2 separate regions of the Homo sapiens genome follow, and region 1 is linked to region 2. Evidence: read pairs that join two places in POLR2A ChIA-PET (ENCODE). Cell type or tissue: GM12878. All regions are shown on one strand. Each heading gives the region's core, and the rest is flanking DNA. Links, peaks and the distances in the headings are about the cores only.

Evidence for each region. ChIA-PET counts read pairs that join two places held together with the same protein. Peaks named below come from ENCODE experiments on the same cell type or tissue, not always from the same donor. Only the 100,000 strongest peaks of a DNase experiment are listed, where the experiment ranks them.
Region 1: POLR2A ChIA-PET joins it to region 2 with 6 read pairs; 2 of 35 experiments call an interaction of 5 or more read pairs at or near these places.

The regions. Positions count from the first base shown.
Region 1 is chr2:198,001,297-198,004,224 of GRCh38, forward strand. All of the region lies in intron 1 of PLCL1 (phospholipase C like 1 (inactive)), which reads left to right. Among named protein-coding and RNA genes, the nearest start is that of PLCL1, 200 kb to the left of the region's middle. In GM12878, for the core only: no CTCF peak of the experiment used is centred there; no DNase peak of the experiment used is centred there; H3K27ac peaks cover 402 bases.
Region 2 is chr2:197,887,878-197,890,805 of GRCh38, forward strand. The region is part of intron 1 of PLCL1 (phospholipase C like 1 (inactive)); the gene reads left to right. Among named protein-coding and RNA genes, the nearest start is that of PLCL1, 85 kb to the left of the region's middle. RefSeq lists enhancers at 1,130-1,219, 1,480-1,529. In GM12878, for the core only: no CTCF peak of the experiment used is centred there; a DNase peak (open chromatin) is centred at 1,334; H3K27ac peaks cover 537 bases.

The DNA.
Region 1 (2,928 bases), core at 306-2,805, 110 kb after region 2:
TTTGCTTAGTTATTTCAACGTAAGCTTTCTATTGAGGGACAACATGCACACAGAAAACTACACACAAGAGTGTACAACTCTATGAATTTTCACAAAGTGAACATACTTGTGTAACCAGAACCTAGATAATAAAAGAGAACCTCCTAGAAAGCCCCAAGGTACCCTTTTCCCATCACTACCTCATCTCAAAGATAATTATCCTAACTTCTAACTCCATAGATTAATTTCTCCCATTTTGGAACTCTTAACCAATGGAATTATACAGAATGTTCTCTTCCCTTTCTGGCTTCTTTGACTCCTATTATGTTTGAGAGGTTGATCCATTTTTTTTCTGTGTAGTTGTGGTTCATTCATTCTCATGGCTCTAGAGCAGGGGTTCCCAAACCCCGGTACGGTCTGTGGCTTGTTAGGAATCAGGCCCCACAGCAGGAGGTGAGTGGTGGGCAAGCGAGCTAAGCTTCATCTGTATTTACAGTCACTCCCCATCACTCACATTACCACCTGAGCTCTGCCTCCTGTCAGATCAGTGGCGGCATTAGATTCTCATAGGAGCGCGAAACCCTATTGTGAACTGTGCGTGTGAGGGATCTAGGTTACGTGTTCCTTATAAGAATCTAATGACTGATGATCTGTCACTGTCTCCTATCACCCCCAGATGGGACTGTGTAGTTGCAGGAAAACAGCTCAGAGTTTCCACTGATTCTTCATTATGGTGAGTTGTATAATTATTTCATTATATATTACAATGTAATAATAATAAAAATAAAGGGCACAATAAATGTAATGTGCTTAAATCATCCCAAAACCATCTCCACCCCCTGGTCCATGGAAAAATTGTCTTCCACAAAACCAGTCCCTGGTGCCACAAATGTTGGCAACTGCTACTCTAGAGTGTCCTATTGTACCCCACAATTTATGTATCTATTCTTCAGTTGATGGGCTTGTGGGTTGTTTCTAATTTTTGGCTTTTATGAATAGTGCTGCCATGAACATTCTTACATGTGTCCTTTGAGAACATATGTATGCATTTTTGTTGTATATATATCTTGAAATCAAATTTCTGGGTGGTAGGATGGGTATACAAAGGTTTGATTTTAATAAATAGTGACAAATAATTTTCCAAAGTGTTTGTACCAATTTACATGACTACAAATATAATATTTTTTAACATCTGTAAAATTGTTACATTCATAGTGGGATATACAAAAATACAGCTTGAATCATTGAAAACTGGGTTTATGTTTTTCTCTTTTGTTGACATTCTATTTTAGTTATGTTCTTAGATTGCATGGAATACAGCCTCATTTCCAGTAACTTAGCTTGTGGGGAAGAAGGGTGTTATTGTAAAGATTCTTATGCATATAAACTCAGAAAAAGCTAAACAGTGAAGCTTTAAAAAGGCCAGAAAAATGTACAGGTGCCAGGCTGTGGGATCTTGAGTGTTCTGCTCTTTAGGATTGATTCTGGTATCCTGAGGGTCTGTCCATCCTTGTGGGACCTGTATTCTGCAGGCAGGTACCATAAGGTACTGCTGTAGGCCAGCATCATTCTGAGTGAGCATCTGTTTTGTTTGGTTGCTCTTCTACCATGCACTTTGTTAAACATTTGGTCATCATCCTGCTTAAGGGAAGCCCATATTTGCAATCATTTGTCAGGATTTCCAGCCCTCTATGTGAACTATGTTACCATTTCTAAGCAATTAACTTCTGGAAGCTACCTGCTCTCATTGGTCCCTAAGGAGTAGATGGATGTACTGTCCGCCCTTCTAGATTTAGAGGTTGTTAGATACTCTGTATTTATACTAGATGCTAAATGAACTACACAGAATCATAAGAAATTCATAAGAAAACTTTAGCAATCACAATTTTTTAACTAATAATGTGAGTTTTTAAATAATAGACATAATTCTTAATGTAAACTTCTACTAAGACTACTTTACAATTTTTTTTAATATCTTAAAAAACAAGGGGCACTTCTTGCCATTTTGTGCTAACTTAGTCTTTATTGGTTGAACTAGTGCTAGGCAAGGAAGGAATTAGCTATAGGGAGCAGGGAAGACAGATCTAAACAGTTCTGCACTTATGAGCATATTAGTGAATAATAGAGATGCTCCTTATGGAACCCAGGCATGAAAACCATCCTTGGACCTGTCACATCTTGGAATTATGTGCTGGACTCTTGTATTGGTTCGTTGACTTTAGTTGTAGTTTAGGAAGTGATAGCCAGAAACTTGAACTCTTGCTTCTAGCTTTTAGACCTTCTACTTAAGACAGAAGAACTATGTATTTCACCTCGTCTAACTTCTAGTATTTCAGATAATTTCTTCTCAGATACTTTTTTTTGGCTCAACCTATGCTTAATATTTTTAGCTAATGCTCACTCTGTCATCATTAAAGTGGTTTGCAGAAGAATATATGGCCTACGCAGAAGAATATATGGTCTATGCAAATAACTTCTCACTGTACATTCTCTATACAGACCTATACAAATATTTTCATAAAACTTCTGAGCTGGAGGTGGAACTATTACAAAGTGTTGTGGTTGAAAAAGGTTGATGGATTGAGGTTATTCCTCAAGACCTCTTTCCACCACAAAACTGAATATCCTAATTAGAGAATCCATTAGAAGGAACTTGACCAAGTCTGTGGCTTAATTTATGCCTCAAAGTGAAGTGATTAATATTATTCAATGCATGCATAGGACCAGAAATTCTTATTTGAATAAGTTATTCAACTTATAGGGTAATTAAAAACTGAAAGTAAACTGTCATTTCACTGCTATATTCCTATATATTAAATTAAACTTTAAACATTATTTAAGGATTCAATGTAATATATTTAGCTTTTTTTTTTAAAAGCAAGTCTGGAAGCTGGGCCAATTTCTACAAATGTTCTGCTCAGTAGCTAGCCTTTTGTGGAAACTCAATAG
Region 2 (2,928 bases), core at 328-2,827:
AGGATCACTTGAGCTCAGGAGTTCGAGACCAGCCTGGGCAACATAGTGAGACCCTGTCTCTACCAAAAATTAAGTGCGGTGGTGTGTGGCTCTGGTCCCAGGTACTTGGGAGGCTGAAGTAGGGGGATTGTTTGAGCCTGGAAGGTTGAAGCTGCAGTGAGCTGTGATTGTGCCACTGGACTCTAGCCTGGGCGACAGTGAGACACTGTCTGAAAAAAAAAAAGGAAAAAATCTTATTTTTACTAGCGGTCATTTAATTGAGATTGAGCATTTTCCCCCCAAGTGTTTCAAAGCTATTAGCAATAATTTTTTTTGTGTGTAAACTCTCTGGTTGTATTTCTCACCTAACTTCATTGAATTGTTGGTCTTTTTCTTTTCTTTTTTTTAATTTGTAAAGATTCCTCATATGTTAAAGATAGGTAATTAACCCTTTCTGCCATATGTGTTTCAAATATTTGTTCCCAGTTAATTGTTATGGTGTTTATGAGCAACCGTCTACATTAAATTAGGTGAAAGTGGGCTTCATTAGAAACATTAAGGGCTTATGAACTGGCAGAACAGCATGGAGAGAGAGCAAGAAATTGAGAGAAAAGGTCAGAGGTTGAGTCATGGAGCTGGGGCTTTCTAGCTTTATGATCCTGGACAATCACTTAATGTCAGGAGACCTCAGTTTCCTCAACTATAGAGTGAGGATAATTACAATACTTCCTCATAGAGTCATAAAGATTTAGTGACATCATGCATGTTAAAGTGCTCTATACATAAGACTAAGTGAATATTAGTTTTTATTACTGAACTATCTTGCATATTGGAATACAATACTTCAGGAAATAGAAATTTCTGTCTTCAATTATTTTTTGAAAGACAAAACTAATTTTTATATTTCAGATGTTTTTCTGCTGTTAGCATATCTCATGATTCCTGCTGATTCCATAATTAAGGAAGACAAATTTCTTTCTAATATTGGAATTAGAAATAAAAGATATGATTATTAAATGCTAATGAGTAATAAAGGATTATATGATACTAGTATTGAAAAGTAAATTAATTATATTAAAATGATAAGGCTAAATCTTATTTCCTTTTTCAAAATGTCAGTGGAAAAATTTGCTAAAATGCAGTTCTTTTATTTGCAGTTTTTTTAGATCATAAAAATAGAATGTTTTCAGTTTTGTATATGTGTAAAGTGAATGTGTAGAATTAGAGCTTTAAAAATTTTTGATCTGGAAACAACCTAGACATCATCTAGCCCCGGGCTTGTTTTTACAGATGAGGAAGTGAGAAATTCCGAGAAGCATAGTGACTAGTGAGTCATGTGGCCATTGCAGAACAAAAGGGAAGAAATTTTCTGTCTCCTGTCTCCCAGTGTAGGGCCCCTTTCACTGTCCTATGTCATTTGGATGCATAGGTTGCATTTCTGCTACATGTTTGGGGTTTATGACACTAGCTATACTCCTTAAACTTGTTAAATGAACAGCCATGGTTTTCTAGCCTAGAGGGAAATAAGTTGTACTCAAACTCTGCTCTTTTGGAGATATGATTTTGAGCTGCTTTAACCAAAAAAAAACAGGCTTTAAAAGCTCTTCCTATACTTCTGCTTACACTGAGTTTTAATATTCTGTCAAACATTTTAAACTTTTTTCTCCGATTTACTTCAGGTTTTCATAGAGTAAGGACATTTTAGAAGAACCCAAGAAGCAAATATGTTCAAGTTTTTAGGCTACACCAACACACATTTTTTCTGTTGATATTCAAGCATAATATATATTTAAAGCATTCAAAGTTGATCCAAACTATAATAAAATCCTAGCATGGCTAGCAAATTTATTTCAGTTTTTTTTTCTTGCAAATCTTAGTTTTGTTTGTGTTTTAGGCTAAATGTTAAAATTAAGGAAATAAATACCAATAAATTGACATGTTCTTCCTGTGGTTGGTGTGATTTTAATTTTAATTTATTTTTCTTTAAGCTATCTTGAGTTCATGTAAAATATTAATTGAAATGAAAGTTGCTTGTAGGTTTCTTATATAGTATAAGAAAAAAGACTAGAGATATCCCTCCACCTCCCCATTCATCTTTCTTATAGCAGAAGCAGTGCCCCAATTTGGTGATAGTAAGAGAAGGTCATTGACATCAGCTTGCATACGCAGCTTTGGTATCATGCTAAATAGAATAAGACAGTATTTAATAAATTCATCTTGGACAGTGAACACTTTGAAAGGTGAGAGAAGAGCCAACAGGGAAGGTGAAATGAGTTTGGAAGCTGATTTTCACAACTGAAAAAATTGACAACAGATAGTTTCTTTATGCTGAAACTAATTGGTATTGTCAAAATTGAGCTATATCATTTCCACTGGAAGCCACAGTTCTTATTAGAAAAGTGTTATGAGATAAGATATTTAAGGCTATTTAAATATTCGTATGAATCCCAGACAGTAGGAGGAACAGTTGTGAGAGCCAGTTGCTAAGGACAACCCATTTCCTACTTTCTTCTTCTCCCTCTTAGCAGCAACACCAACCTTTGGATCACTGCCAACCTTTGGAAATCCCTGTCCTTGGAAGGAGAATAAATGAAGCCATCATTTACTGTAACAGCATTTATTCCCTAAGCATTTAAAATGGGAAAAGCTTTAAAATGTAAAAAAGATATACATGCTTATTATACAAAATTCAAATTAAGAAATAAAGAAGAGAATAAATGTTATTCATAAACCTACCACCCAGAGATAACCACCGTTAACATTTTGGTGTATATTCTCCAGGATCATTATAGACTTATGCTGCAATTGGCTTTTTTATTTTTTTGCTATATATATATATATATATACACACACACATATACGTATATATGCATATGTACGTATATATGTATACGTATGTATATATACATATATACACATATATATGTATATATGTATATATATATTTGC